Linked DNA regions of Homo sapiens: all the other regions are linked to region 5. A link is a contact called in ENCODE Hi-C or POLR2A ChIA-PET data. All regions are on one chromosome and are shown on one strand. The core of a region is the stretch at or near the end of the contact, and the rest is flanking DNA. Distances in the headings are between cores, read along the strand shown. Region 1 holds the start of OGA (O-GlcNAcase). Region 2 holds the start of FBXW4 (F-box and WD repeat domain containing 4). Region 3 holds the start of CNNM2 (cyclin and CBS domain divalent metal cation transport mediator 2). Region 4 holds the start of PCGF6 (polycomb group ring finger 6). Region 5 holds the start of NFKB2 (nuclear factor kappa B subunit 2).

Region 1 (2,700 bases), core at 39-2,538, 580 kb after region 5:
GTGAAGGCTGCAGTGAGCCGAGATTGCGCCACTGCGCTCCTGCGCTCCAGCCTGGGCGACAGAGTGAAACTCTGTCTCAAAAAAAAAAAAAAAGTTTGCTCCTAACCCCCATCTCAACAATCCAGGACTGAAAAGAAGAGGGACCATGAAAGTCCCTGAAACTACAAGTTGGGCTACGGCTAAAGAAGGTAAATATCAGACTGAAGTGTAAGATGGACATTACTAAGTCTTAATCATCATTTCATGTTTATACCTCACAGGTTGAGATAGATTTCTCAAGCATCATAAATGTAAAGTGCATTAGGGTAGGTCTACAAGAGAGCTCTGAGAACATACAGCAAGGAGACCCAAACCCATCTAGGGCTCAGGGAAGGCTTCCCAAGGAAGCGATGCCCATGCCGAGGCCGAAGGGATCTCATGCCCCACTGCACACACCGCGCGCTCCCCATTCCCAAACAAGGCAGGCTTTTCATGCCTCCCTACCTTTGGACTCTGTTGTTCGTTCCACTTTCCTGGAGTGCTGTCTTCCCTCCCCTTCTGCTCAGTCAGGCTAACTTCACATCCTTTATAATCCAGCTGAAAAGTGAAGCCATGCCCACGGCCTCTCCCCAAAGGAGGAGTGAGTATCACCTGTTCTGAGCTCCGAAGTTCTTGGGGACACCTTGTGGGAACTGCGTGTGTGGTGGCTTGTCTCCACCACCGTACTGTGAGCTCATAGTGTTCTAGAGCCCAGCACGAGGCAAGCTCTATAGATGTCTACTGAATGAAGGAATGAACGAATGATTACATTTTAAATGGGATTAGGGGAAAATGATTCAAGGCAGAGGGGTGAGCTGAGCTCCTTGGAATGGTGTCTTTACCGAACCAAGCCTGGGTTAGGCAGATGTAATGAGCCCACCTATTACAAGAATCTCCATAGAAAGTAGGTCAGTTCTTTCCTATCTCTTTAAGAACGAGAGGCCGCGGCTCCGCGCCTGCGCACTGAGAGAATAAACACCTCTCCTTTTCACCTTCCCCCCTTCTCCCTATTGCCCCAACCGGCGGCAGCCTCCTCCCATACTCCCCTCCTTCGGGGCGGGTAATGGTCCGTCCGTCCCAGGGTGCCAGGCTTGTTTCGGAGGGTGGCAAGCAGAAATGGTACATTCCACTGCCTTCATTACCTTCTGCTTTTCGCGTCTCCTGTTCTATTTCCCCCTACCTAAAGAAGCTTAATAGGCTAGCCCCAAAGAAGGCGGGGGAGCCGGGCGGAGGGGACCGGTCTGAGCCGGTCTGCAGCGCAAGCGCAGTGCGGATAAACAGGAAGCGGGCGGTGGAGGCAGCAGCAGAGGGAGAGCTCGGGGCTTGGAGGGGAAACAGCGGAAGACCTAAGATTATCGGGAGGGCAGCAGAGGCAGAGAACGAGGACAGGACCCTTGGCCGTCTTCTTCCAGGGAACGAGAGGTCACAGCCTCGCTCTCCGCTTAGGCTTCTGGCGCCCCAGCTTAAAGCCGAGGCTGCGGCTGACAAAGGGCTCGCGCCGGTGCCGCCGCCCTTCTCATCCGGGCATTCGGGTCCCTGCGGAGAGGGAGGGGGAAGGGCAGAGGGGGAGGGGAAGGAGCCGGAGGGGCGCACACTTGGAGCTGAAGCCCTCTCCAGGGCTCCGGGCCGGTGCCCCAACGGACAGAGGTCGAGGAGGACCCGCAGAGGTGGCAGCGGCCGGGGGCAGGAGGATGGTGCAGAAGGAGAGTCAAGCGACGTTGGAGGAGCGGGAGAGCGAGCTCAGCTCCAACCCTGCCGCCTCTGCGGGGGCATCGCTGGAGCCGCCGGCAGCTCCGGCACCCGGAGAAGACAACCCCGCCGGGGCTGGGGGAGCGGCGGTGGCCGGGGCTGCAGGAGGGGCTCGGCGGTTCCTCTGCGGTGTGGTGGAAGGTGAGCGCCCTCCTTCCCTCCCCGTTTTGGCACTAACACGTTCTGTCCTCGGGAGGAGGGTGGTGGCGGGGATTTTGGAGACTCTAAAAGGCCGGAAAGCCTCTGGGTCTGAAATGTGGCCCTCCTAAAGCGAGGGGAGAGACGAGATGTTGGGCGAATCTCCTTGCACGTCTTAAGACGGCGTCGAATTCCCCCCTGGCCACTCACAAGTCTGACCCCACCCGTCTTGGGCTTGGAGCCAGGCCACCTCCTAAGGAGGCGGTGGTTAAGAGCCTGGTGTTCTGTTAGCCTCTGAGTTCTACTTCTTTGTACCTTGGGATCTTATTCCCTAGGGTTGTCTGGTTCCAGTGAAAAAATATGTGTAGTGCTTCTGTCACCACCCTTTGTGGAAAATCGGCCCACACTGACGTGCTTGTACTTCTGGAGTGAAGAGAAGCACGTTTGGCCTATAGTATTTCAAGTTCCACTTGGCTTAGAATATTTTTGTTGCTTCCCCCCACCCCCGCAAAGATTCATTTGCAACTTAGAAAATTGCCCTCTTTCCCAGCTACTGTACTTTGCTCTCGAGGGATGAAACTTTGGCTTTAATCACAGATTCTCGAAGTATCTGAGATGCGTAATTGGAATTTAGTGACCGCAGAAGCGGCTTTAAAAATGCCCTTCTCGCCTTTTTTCCCATTTACAGTCGAAAAGAACGATGGACTTTTTGGTAGTGAGGGAAAATTACCAGATGCTTGTTTCAGTTTCTGGATGAGAATGGACAGATAGTCCACCTTGCAGCTCTGTAGAGGC
Region 2 (2,700 bases), core at 8-2,507, 700 kb after region 5:
TGTTGTTTTGCTAAGATCAAAAAGTAATTCTAGGGCAAAGCCAGATTCCGGTCTGACCTTGTTACATGATGCTTCTTGCAGCACCATAATACAATGTAGTTGCTTCCCTAGGTTTCTCTTTGGCTATGCTAGGTGTTGAATAATTTTCAGGGTCAATTTTTATTCTTCCCTGCTCCCTGAAAATGAGTGTTAAGATGTAGATAAGTACAAAAGAAAACTCTCCAATCCTTCCTACCTGGATTTGGAGTACAGGATAAACAGACAGAAATTGGCATCTTCCTCCCCTCCTCCAAGTTTTACTGCCTAGCCCAATGCTAATAGAAAAATAACCCGAGCCACAAATGCAAGTCCCATGTATAATTTTAAATTTTCTAGTAGTTACATTAAAATATATTGTATTTAGCCCAATACAGCGTATCCAAAATATTAACACTTCAACACGTAATCAATATAAAATTATTAATGAGATATTTTGCATTCTTTTTTTTGTATGGCTTCAAAATCTGGTGTGCATTTCTCACTTATAGCTCATTTCAATTTGTATTAGCCACATTTCAAATGCTCAGCAGCCACATGTGACGAGGGAGGACACTGTTGGACAGCACAGGTCTAGACCTCAGTAGCTCTCCCTTCAGATTAATGCCATGTGAATCGAATGGGTGGTATGAAGAATGGATGCTGAGTCCTTGGAGAATCCACTTGCACTTGGGTGGTGACTGATAAGAAGCCCTAGCTGTGCCATTTCCTGATACATGACTGTTTTTGAAGTTATGGACTCAGGATCTAGAAGACTGCAAATCCCCAAATACGTCTAACACCCAAGCTCACGCCAGGACCGTGCTTCCGGGCCTGTGTGAGAACCTAAGCTATGGAACCTGTCAACTTCTAGGGCTGCAGATTCGTTGGGCCCTCACATGTGGCCCGTGGAAAGGAGGCATCACTCGAGGAAGAGGAGGGCTTCTAGAGGGGCAAGGCCACCCAACTAGGGGCTTCTTGAGGGCAGGTGCTCCAAATGGCCGCTTCCTGAGGGCAGCGGGTCCTCTTGTGGCCTCAGGCAGGGCCCTGAAACCGGCCTCACGTGTTTGCAGCGCGAACTCCTGTGCTTCCACCAAGCGCTCTCGGGGATGCGGGGGTGGTGTCAGCGCCCCGGCCCCAGCCCGCACCCCGAAGTGGCTCCAAGGCTGCAGGTGTGAGGGGCGTGCCCAGGGCTCGGCCCGCGCCGCCCCATGTGACCCGGTCCGACATGGTGTCGCCTCCTCCCGGGGCGGCGGCGGTGGCGGCTCGGGCTGGGCTCCGCGTCGGGCCGGCCCCGCGGCCGCTCATGGGCAGCCAGGGCCGCTCGGGGCCCCCCGGGAACGGCGGGCCCGGCGAGGGCGAGGGCGGAGAGGCGAGGAAGCTGCAGGAAGGGAGGGTGGCGAGGGGGAAGCGAAGGAAGGGGAAGGGGAAGGGAAAAGCGAGAGCGGGGCAAGGCGGAAGAGGAAGCGGGGCGGAAGGGAAGCCCGGGCCGCAGACGGCGAAGGAGGCAGCCGGGCCGGGGGCTGACGCGGGAGCGAGGGCATGCCCAAGGGAGGAAGCAGAGGGAGGCAGAAGCGTGGAGGAAGGGGCGAGAGGCATCGTCAAGGGAGTCGAGGGGAGCGCAGGGGCCGGGAAGGAGGCACAAGGAAGAGAGTATGGGAAGAAGGAGGAATGGAGGGTCAGGGCTAGGCGGCGGGAGGGCGCCAGGCCGGGAAGAGCACAGGGACGAGGGGGTCAGGCTTGGGCCGACATCGCGGGGACAGGGGTGGCCATGGCGGCGGCGGCCGGGGAGGAGGAGGAGGAGGAGGAGGCGGCTCGGGAGTCGGCTGCCCGCCCGGCCGCGGGGCCTGCGCTCTGGCGCCTGCCGGAGGAGCTGCTGCTGCTCATCTGCTCCTACCTGGACATGCGGGCCCTCGGCCGCCTGGCCCAGGTGTGCCGCTGGCTGCGGCGCTTCACCAGCTGCGATCTGCTCTGGCGCCGGATAGCCCGGGCCTCGCTCAACTCCGGCTTCACGCGGCTCGGCACCGACCTGTAAGCGTCCGCTCGCCCGCCCGCTCCCCGCCCCGAGCCGGCCCCGCGTCCCGGGAAAGGGCGGGGCGCCGCGGCCTGGTCGGCCCAGGGTCGTGTCGCACCCCGAGTTTCTAGGCCTACACCTGACCTCCGCCTACACCCTTTCCCGAGCACTCTCGGGGACCCCTTTGCCCCTCCTCCCCAAGGCCTCCATCTGAGGCAGCCTCCCGAGAGCATCCCTCAGTAGGCACCCTCCCGGGTGGGCCGCTCCTCACAATTAGCCATCTTAGGCACTCCCTACAGCTTTCGATTGTGTGTTTTTGCAGAGGTTTAGCTGCCCCGGTTCCTTCGCCCCAGAGGAGCCAGTCTGGTACGGTGCTTTGGACGATTCCTTGAGTCCAGGTCTAGGACTCAGGTTCCTTAAGTGGTCTATCATAAATTTTTGTGGACTTTCATCTTTCATCCTCCCTACCCTTTTCTAAAGGTTGTTAAGCTTCAGGGCTCGGACCTTAAGAGAAGCCCTCGGTCCCAGTGTTCAGCCATAGTTTATGACTTCATATAGGCAGAGCGACACGAAAAAGGGGGCCTGCTTGAGGCAGGAGGCTGGAGTCTGTCCAGGATGTGTACAAGACATGGTATTGCAATTTGGCCTGTTTTTGGTAGGGTCTGAGACCT
Region 3 (2,700 bases), core at 138-2,637, 520 kb before region 5:
GACGCAGTCCAGCAGCTTGCTGACCGGGTAGGAAGCGGGGAAGGTCATCATCATGAAAAACTTGGTGAGGAAGATGGTGTTGGCCCCCACAGCCAGGCCATGCCGGGAGCAGATGGCCTGGGGCACGATCTCTCCGAAGATGACGATACCGATGGTGGAGACTACCACGGCCACGAGGCCCGAGCCGGCGATGTCGTCGAGCAGGATGGTGAGCGTGGTGTTGACCAGCACGTTGCCCAGCAGCAGTGAGCACAGCAGGTAGTTGCCCTGCCTGCGCACCGGCTCGATGCGCTTGGCGTAATTCTTCTCCTTCTCCGTGCCGCAGTTCTGCACGATGCGCAGCTCCATCGGGTCCAGGGCCATGAGCCCCAGGTTGAGGCCGCTGAACATGCCCGACAGGCACAGCAGCAGCGAAATGAAGATCACCTGCAGCCAGAAGGGCAGCAGGAACTTCTTCTCTTCGCCTACGATCATCTTGGTGTCCTCGCCGTCGTGGTAAATCCAGGTGGTCTCGGCCCACGGGGGCGGCGGGAGCCCGGCCACCCCCGAGCCACCCTTGCCCCCGACGGCGCCACCCGTGGACCCCGAGCCGCCGGCGCCCAGGGCGGGCGTGGAGAGCGACGTGCACAGGTAATAGGACTTGCTCTTCTCCATCTTGCGTAGCGGTTTGATCTCGATCTCGATGATGCCCGAGGTGCGGCGGTTGAGAATGATGTGGGGCAAGATGATGATGTCTGAGGTGCGGATGCCGCATCGCTGGGGGCCGCTGTCCGGCTCTGGCGGCGCGGGGCCCCCCAGCCCGCGCTCCCCCGGGCTGTGGCGCCGCCGCTCGTGCTCGGTGAAGGCGATGCGGGACCACGTCTCGTTATTGATGTTCTGCCCGTACACCCGCAGCTTGACCCGGGTCCGTTCGCTCACCCGCAGCGCCCCCCCTTCCATGAACGACACGTCGTTCGTGTCCTCCAGTCGCAGCCCGATGATCACCGTCTCCTCATTCTCGCCCACCGCTGCGCAGCCGCCCGCACCGCAGCAGCAGCTCAGCAGGAGCAGCGGCAGCAGCCGCCCCGCAGCCGCCTGCAGGATCCCCCGGCCGCGAGCGCTGAGGCTGCGGCGCGCCGCCATCTTCCAAGTGGGCAGTGCGGCGGCTGCCTGCCCGCCCGCCATCTTTACTTTGGGTTCACAAGCGCCACAGCCAATCATAGGGTGGCTGCTCCAGCTGCGGCTTCATCCTTTCAACCCGGCGGCGCGAGCGCAGGTACCGGCCCCTGGGCGAGACTGCAACGGAGCGTCCGCGGCCAGTGCTCAGCAGTTCGCCTCCCTGACTGACACTGACTCCACCTCAGCCAGCTGAGGAACCCCGAGGCTCGCGGGAGGGAAAGAGGGAGGGAGAGGAGCGCCGGCTGCTCCCGCGAGAGGCAGGCCGACCAGCCAATCACAAGCGGGTGCCCGCCCTCCCAGCCAGGGGGCTGGAATGGGGGCGTGACCGTGTGCCGCTCCGCGGACCAATGGCAAGGTAAGTGGGTGGGGCGACGAGAGCCACCGTCCCCGTCTGCACGCCAAGTTTCCAACTGAAAGGCGCGTGACTCTTGTGTATGTGCGAGGGGAGGGGGCGTGGCCATCTGGGACTCGAGAGCCAGTCAAAGATGAGAGCTGAAGAAAAAGGGGCGTGGCATCCGTCCTGCTGCCAATGGGAAGGAGCCGTCCCTGGGGCCCGCGCTCCCCAGGGGCCCCTGTAGTAGATCCCGGAGCCTGGACCGGCCAGGTTTGGACTAAAGCCCTGCGGCGCAAGGCGGCAGGTTCCCGGTGCACCGGTTACTGGCTCTCCAGTTCTCAATTCGTAGGCACAAAGCCGCGCGCCCTCCTGCCCCGGAAGCCCGAGAAGCCAACTAGAGGCGGCTTGGGATGCACACAGCCTAAAAAGCCGGGGCACCGGCCGCTGTCCCCAACTCCACCTGCGCGGCGCTCCGCCGGGGTAAGCGGCGTCGGTGGCCCCGGCACAGCTGCGGACCAGCAGTCCTCGCGCCTCGAGACTCCTAGGGTACGGGCTCTCTGCGGCTCGCGATCACGTGGCGCCACCTGCGGGCAGCATGAGCGCCCTGCAACGCTTTCCAGGTCGGCGGCGTACCCCAAAAGGTGTGCAGAAGTTACGGATGGAGCGGTCAGGGGGACAGTTCCCCAAATTTCCTAGTCATAGAACCCCTACATATTATTGCTAGGAGTATATACTTCCTAGACCTTTTCCCATATTTACAGAGTGGGAAGGGCCCCGAATCTGTATTCCCAGCAGGAATTCAGGCAAGTTAAGGAAATGGGAGGGGGCAAGCATCCTAAACAGACCCACAGAGGCTCATTCTTAATCACACTGACCAAACTCTGCTAGGGTCTTAGGTCACTCAAGAGCAAAAAGTTCTGGAAACCTAGCTCCCCAGTACTCCCAACGTCACCTGGAGGTGACGAGGTAGCAGAGTAGCTGCCAAATTGGTCTTTTCCTTGAAACTTAAAACATTCAGGCCGGGCGTTGGTGGCTCACGCTTGTAATCCCAGTACTTTGGGAGGCCGAGGCGGGCGGAGCATGAGGTCAGGAGATCGTAGACCACGGTGAAACCCCGTCTCTACTAAAAATACAAAAAATTAACCGGGCATGGTGGCGGGCGCCTGTAGTCCCAGCTACTCGGAGAGGCTGAGGCAGGAGAATGGCGT
Region 4 (2,700 bases), core at 4-2,503, 960 kb before region 5:
TATCTTAGCAAGGATAATGGTTTTTTTGTTTTTTGTTTTGTTTTGTTTTGTTTTGTTTTGTTTTGAGATGGAGTCTCACTCTGTAGCCCAGGCTGGAGTGCAGTGGCACGATCTTAGCTCACTGCAAGCTCCGCCTCCTGGGCTCAAGTGATTCTTCTGCCTTAGCCTCCCAAGTAGCTGGGATTACAGGCACGCGCCACCATGCCCAGCTAATTTTTGTATTTTTAGTAGAGACGGGGTTTCACCATGTTGGCTAGGCTGGTCTTGAACTCCTGACCTCATGATCTGCGCGCCTCGGCCTCCCAAAGTGCTGGGATTACAGGTGTGAGCCACCGCGCCCGGACTAGCAAGAATAATGTTAAGCCAACTCCAAACCTCTCTTAATAAAATTGGGCAATGGGGTGGGTTGTACCTGGGTGGGTCTGAGTTTCTGCTACAGTAGGCCCTCAATAAATGTTTGTTGGGCCCGGCGCCCTGGCTCAGGCCTGTAACCCAACACTTTGGGAGGCTGAGGCGGGTGGATCACCTGAGATCAGAAGTTTGAGACTAGCCTGGTCAACATGGTGAAACCCTGTCTCTACTGAAAATACAAAAGTTAGCTGGGCGTGGTGGCAGGCGCCAGTAGTCCCAGCTGCTTGGGAGCCTGAGGCAGAATCGCTTGGACCCGGGAGGCGGAGGTTGCAAGTGAGCGCCACTGCACTCCTGCCTGAGCGACAAGAGCGAAACTGTCTCAAAAAAAAAAAAAAAAAGCTTTTCGAATTCAATATAATGGGCTTTATGGGATGGGGTGACATGGATGATCTTTGAGTAGTGATTAGATTTTCACCTTGTATCAATACACTATATAATTCCTTAAAATAAATAAACGTACATACTTCAGAACAGGAACTTTATACTTCCTAAGGGAAATAATCTTGGATGGAGGTGATTTGCCACAGAGGAAATGCATAATTGGTACTCAAGTGGAAATGATTATTATTTGTGATGCAACGTCACATGCTACCTAGTTCAGTGCTCTGTGAATTAGGTGATGCAAACAGAATATTGTTGCTTGGAACGGTAGCAATTTTGCTGTTTTTAAAAGGCGGCGAAGAGAGCGTCCCCTTCCAAGGAGAAAATCTGGTGAGATTCCTTTAAAGTGCGGCCCGCGCGCCCCGCAGCCTGCCCCGGAGCTGCAGGGTTTGCGCCCCGCGGAGGTGAGGGCCGCTAAACCACATTTCCCGGCGAGCCCCTCAGGCTGCCGCGCCTGCGCAGTGGTGGCGTCCGAGGCCGGCCGAACTCCCGCGCTCTCCCGCCGCCTCGCCTCGCCTGGTGTCTCTCCCGACCATGGAGGGGGTCGCGGTGGTGACGGCGGGCAGCGTAGGCGCTGCCAAAACCGAGGGAGCTGCAGCCTTGCCGCCTCCGCCTCCTGTCTCCCCGCCCGCCCTCACCCCTGCACCCGCAGCGGGTGAGGAGGGACCGGCGCCTCTGTCTGAGACGGGGGCTCCCGGCTGCTCCGGCTCCCGGCCCCCTGAGCTGGAGCCGGAGCGCAGCCTGGGCCGCTTCAGAGGCCGCTTCGAGGACGAGGACGAGGAGTTGGAAGAAGAAGAGGAGCTGGAGGAGGAAGAAGAGGAGGAGGAGGAGGACATGAGTCACTTCTCGTTGAGGCTGGAGGGAGGCCGGCAGGACTCGGAGGACGAGGAGGAGGTATTTAGAGCCCCCGCGCGACCCCGCTGGGCCCAAGCGGCGTCAGGGACGTAGCTGGCCCTCGTCTGCCGGGCGCCGGCCCGATCCTAGTGCGCCGCCGCCGCGCGGAGCACTGGAGCGGACCTCCCCCGACCTCTGCCCCGGCTGCCTAGGCGTGTGGCGCCGACAGGCCTCCGGCCCGGCCTGGGTCTTTACCCGCTTATTTTGTGAAGTTCTTGCAGGTCACTTAGGCTCTGCGAGTCCAACTCATTCGTTCTGTTAATAATTATAATTATTTTGAGACAGGGTCTCCCAGGCTGGAGTGCAGTGGCGCGACCATGGCTCACTGCAGCCTCCAACTCCTGGCCTCAGGCGATCCTCCCGCCTCAGCCTCCGGAGTAGCTGGGACTACAGGCACGCGCCACCACGCCGGGCTAATTAAACATTTTTTTTTTTTTTTGTAGCGAGGAGGGCTCCCTATGTTCCCAGGCTGTTCTCGAACTCCTGGGTTCAAGAGATTCTCCCTCTCTGGCCTTCCGAAAGATTACATGCGTGAGCCACGTTGCCTGTCCTGTATAATTATTGAAGCTACTGCTTACTAGGCAGTAAAGATCCTTTTGTTTTGTTTTGTTTTGTTTTGTTTTTGAGACGGAGTCTCGCTCTGTCGCCCAGGCTGGAGTGCAGTGGCGCGATCTCGGCTCACTGCAACCTCCGCCTCCCAGGTTCAAGCGATTCTCCAGCCTCAGCCTTTAGAGTAGCTGGGACTACAAGGCGCCCGCCACCACGCCCGGCTTATTTTTTGTATTTTTAGTAGAGACGGGGTTTCACCGTGTTAGCCAGGATGGTCTCGATCTCCTGACCTCGTGATCCGCCCGCCTCGGCCTCCCAAAGTGCTGGGATTACAGGCGTGAGCCACTGCGCCCAGCGTAAAGATCCTTTTGAAACAATAATTTGGCTGGGCGCGGTGTGGCTCACGCCTATAATCCCCGCACTTTGGGAGGCCGAGGCAGGCGAAACACGAGGTCAGGAGTTCAG
Region 5 (2,700 bases), core at 187-2,686:
CAGATGCTAAGCTCATGGAGGTGGGCTGGGGCCTGGGACTGGCAGACGGGCATACCAGTGGGGGCCAGGCGTAGAGGGCACCTACTGGGCAGTCATGTCCTTGGGCCCCACAGAAACGGCGCAGATCCCCAGCTCCGAGCATTGCTTGCCCACCAGACTGTGGGCATGAGCACGAGGTGGGTCACTGTGTGTTACCAGGTCCACCTCGATCTTGGCTGGTCCCTCGTAGTTACAGATCTAGGAGAGGCAGGGACTGTCAGTCAGGGCCTTGGGCATGCTGTCCACTTAGCCCACCCTCCAGCACCATCCTGGCTCACCTTGACAGTGGGATAGGTCTTTCGGCCCTTCTCACTGGAGGCACCGGGCAGTCCTCCATGGGAGGGGCCTTCACAGCCATATCGAAATCGGAAGCCTCTCTGAAGGTCCAAGGGCATAGTAGCATTGTGATCAGGGAAGACCACCCAGGCCAGCAGTGACCGCAGTGCCTGGTAGTAGCCCTGAACCAAACTACAGCACTCTGATCAGCAGCAGTGACCATCCAATCCCCTGTGGCCTCCTTCGGCAATGGCTCCTCCATGGCCAGCCAGCTACCACTACCCCATTTGTCCCCAAAGCTGAAGCCATTCCACACCCTCCCTTTTGCTCACTCACCTGCTTAGGCTGTTCCACGATCACCAGGTAGGGGCCATCAGCTGGGGACAGAGAGACCTTGCTGAGCCACGATCTCCCAGCCCCTCCCCCAGAGAGAGGGCACATGCTCTCCCTCCCCCGCTTTAGGACTAGGGGAGGTTAGTGAACTTGCTGACCTGTTTCTGGGGCTGGCTCCTTGGGTTCCACAATGGAGGAGTTCAATTTGAAATCATCATATTCAATAATACCATCCAGACCCTGGTTTGGAGACAGACTGGGGGTGGCATCCGACTCTCAGCACCCCCCACAGCCCCACCTCCCATCTCCAAGTCTTCAGTGGTCACTCCCCCCTCCTCCTCAGACCCAAGAGAAAGCTCCTTTTGGAGGCAGAGTTGCAGACAGATGGACAGACTGGCAGGCTGAGAGCATCTGCGAGCATACAGGTGTAAGGCAGCAGAGGGGGCTCGGGCAGACAGGTGGACAGACACGAGGGGCAGCCGGCCGGGTCAGGGGCAGGCGGCATGACTCACTGGGTTGTAGCAACTCTCCATGTCTCTGGGCTAGGCCCGGCTCTGTCTAGTGGCTCCGGCCAGGTTCTGCTTCCCAGAATTTTAGACGCCCGCCTAAAGTTGGGAGGAGTGGCGTGGGGGAGGGGGTCAGATCTAAATGGGGGTGGGCGGGAGATGGGGGCCCAGATTTGGGGGAGGGTCCGACCTCCTCCAGCCGCCTGTCCGGGTGTGGCGGGTGAGATCCGGTGGAGAGCGAGATCCGGAGTTGGGCTTGGCCGGGGAAGGGGCAGGAAAGTTAGAGCAGCTTAGGAAAGTCCCGAAAATACCAAGGGGAGGCGGGGCCGGAGGGGGCGGGCCTGGAAATGACGCCACTGGCCCCGCCCTCGCGACGGGAGGGGCGGGAGGCCCTCGACAGTCTACGGGCTCCCGCTGCTTTTCAGCGGGCAGAGGTCTAGGAGAATCCGGGAAGCCCCGGTGGGGGTTAAGCCCCCTCCTCCCTCCAGGGCAGGGAACAGGAGGGTCTTTCACGGCCGGGAGGAGGCTGGCAGTCTGGGGCCAAGTCCGCCTCCCGCTCCCCTCCCCCGGTCTGGAGCAACCTTGGGATTTTCTGCCAGGAGGGAGGCCACGGCTGATAAACCCCGGGGGCTTTTGGGGGGACATTCCTGCTGTCGGACGGCCTCCCCTTCGAACAGCCTGTAGGCGGGGGCTCTTTCCTGTGGGAGGCCCCGGGGTTCTGCCCCGAGAACGCGATTCTGGGGCTGCGGGAAAAGTGTCTCCTCCTCGGAGTGGGCTCTTTTCTCTCTCTCCCAAACCTCACAACAGCAGCTGGTCCCACACCGCACCGGTTCTGGGCGCGCAGGCGACAGGGAGATCTCTGCACGCTCCCCCCCCCCCCCCCCCACCTAATACAAGAGTGTGTCTCCATCACAGCTCCACAAGTGTGTTTCGGCTGTAGTGCTTGGTTGCATGTTGTGTGTCCATGGCGTCAACATGAGTGTGCAAGCGAGCATGTGTGTAGATAGGTGAATCCCGAGCTTCTCAGTGTGGGTGTGTGTCAGCGCCTGTCTTGATGTACGGACACGGGTGAGCGTATCTTGAGTTTGTGCGTGAAGGGTGTGGGTGCAGGCACCAGTGCACCGGTGGGCACGTCTCCGTGTGCATGTGTGTGCGAGTGCGACTGCACGGACGCTGCCGTGTGTGCGCCAGCACAGGTACAGGTGTACGTACGGGTCCGCGTATCTTTGTACAACGGTGTCGACGTGGATCCGAGTGTCGTCGCCTGCGCGCCCTTTCCGGCTGTGTGCAGCTGCTGCTCTCCAGCCCCAGGCGCTGTCCGCTAAAGGCCCTCCTCCCTCTTTTCTCTTGTCCCGGCCACCCAGGGGTCTGAATCCAGCCACTCACCGTGGCGGCGGCTCTGGTTGCGGCTTCTCTCCGCGCCCGACCCACCTGGGACCGGTCGCGACACCTCGCCTGCCAGCAGGGCTCAGGGCCGGGAAAGCCCCTTCTCGGCCCCCCGGAGGGGGGAATTCCCATGACGTTTCCGTGCGTCACGCCTCGCGCC

What was found. Hi-C counts contacts between places; a loop is a spot of excess contacts on that map. ChIA-PET counts read pairs that join two places held with the same protein, here RNA polymerase II (POLR2A). Pooled maps may share reads with other maps.
Region 1: a loop to region 5 is called in a map of naive thymus-derived CD4-positive, alpha-beta T cell, with 5 times the contacts of the local background. The contact joins the promoter of OGA here to the promoter of NFKB2 in region 5. A Hi-C loop is called at or near these places in 1 of 168 maps with a recorded cell type or tissue (naive thymus-derived CD4-positive, alpha-beta T cell), 7 of 37 single-sample maps with no recorded cell type and 15 of 50 pooled maps. POLR2A ChIA-PET finds 5 or more read pairs at or near these places in 4 of 52 experiments (OCI-LY7, activated B cell, activated CD4-positive, alpha-beta T cell and 1 more).
Region 2: a pooled map shows a loop between it and region 5 (10-fold over the local background). The contact joins the promoter of FBXW4 here to the promoter of NFKB2 in region 5. A Hi-C loop is called at or near these places in 2 of 37 single-sample maps with no recorded cell type and 7 of 50 pooled maps.
Region 3: a loop to region 5 is called in a map of CD4-positive, alpha-beta memory T cell, with 12 times the contacts of the local background. The contact joins the promoter of CNNM2 here to the promoter of NFKB2 in region 5. A Hi-C loop is called at or near these places in 1 of 168 maps with a recorded cell type or tissue (CD4-positive, alpha-beta memory T cell), 1 of 37 single-sample maps with no recorded cell type and 7 of 50 pooled maps. POLR2A ChIA-PET finds 5 or more read pairs at or near these places in 2 of 52 experiments (A673 and Caco-2).
Region 4: a loop to region 5 is called in a pooled map, with 5 times the contacts of the local background. The contact joins the promoter of PCGF6 here to the promoter of NFKB2 in region 5. A Hi-C loop is called at or near these places in 1 of 168 maps with a recorded cell type or tissue (naive thymus-derived CD4-positive, alpha-beta T cell), 1 of 37 single-sample maps with no recorded cell type and 7 of 50 pooled maps. POLR2A ChIA-PET finds 5 or more read pairs at or near these places in 1 of 52 experiments (naive thymus-derived CD4-positive, alpha-beta T cell).

What each region holds. Positions count from the first base shown.
Region 1 is chr10:101,817,032-101,819,731 of GRCh38, reverse strand. OGA (O-GlcNAcase) reads left to right here and starts at 1,288. Exons shown (of 16, transcript NM_012215.5): 1 at 1,288-1,908. The coding sequence starts at 1,710. It overlaps KCNIP2-AS1 (KCNIP2 antisense RNA 1), which reads right to left and starts at 664. Exons shown (of 3, transcript NR_045118.1): 1 at 484-664. RefSeq lists enhancers at 1,259-1,378, 1,180-1,755 and silencers at 1,529-1,588, 1,669-1,728.
Region 2 is chr10:101,693,727-101,696,426 of GRCh38, reverse strand. FBXW4 (F-box and WD repeat domain containing 4) reads left to right here and starts at 1,257. Exons shown (of 9, transcript NM_022039.4): 1 at 1,257-2,046. The coding sequence starts at 1,322. RefSeq lists silencers at 1,088-1,367, 1,398-1,447, 1,728-2,187 and an enhancer at 2,498-2,577.
Region 3 is chr10:102,916,981-102,919,680 of GRCh38, reverse strand. CNNM2 (cyclin and CBS domain divalent metal cation transport mediator 2) reads right to left here and starts at 1,387. Exons shown (of 8, transcript NM_017649.5): 1 at 1-1,387. The coding sequence starts at 1,200. LOC107984265 (a long non-coding RNA gene) reads left to right here and starts at 1,346. Exons shown (of 3, transcript NR_160733.1): 1 at 1,346-1,513. RefSeq lists silencers at 712-801, 1,412-1,591 and enhancers at 1,061-1,747, 1,748-2,434.
Region 4 is chr10:103,349,693-103,352,392 of GRCh38, reverse strand. PCGF6 (polycomb group ring finger 6) reads left to right here and starts at 1,253. Exons shown (of 10, transcript NM_001011663.2): 1 at 1,253-1,686. The coding sequence starts at 1,327. RefSeq lists a silencer at 1,125-1,354 and an enhancer at 1,520-2,025.
Region 5 is chr10:102,394,441-102,397,140 of GRCh38, reverse strand. NFKB2 (nuclear factor kappa B subunit 2) reads right to left here and starts at 1,436. Exons shown (of 23, transcript NM_001322934.2): 1 at 1,345-1,436; 2 at 1,161-1,253; 3 at 807-888; 4 at 652-692; 5 at 318-416; 6 at 86-237. The coding sequence starts at 1,181. RefSeq lists enhancers at 841-960, 1,371-1,420, 2,471-2,700.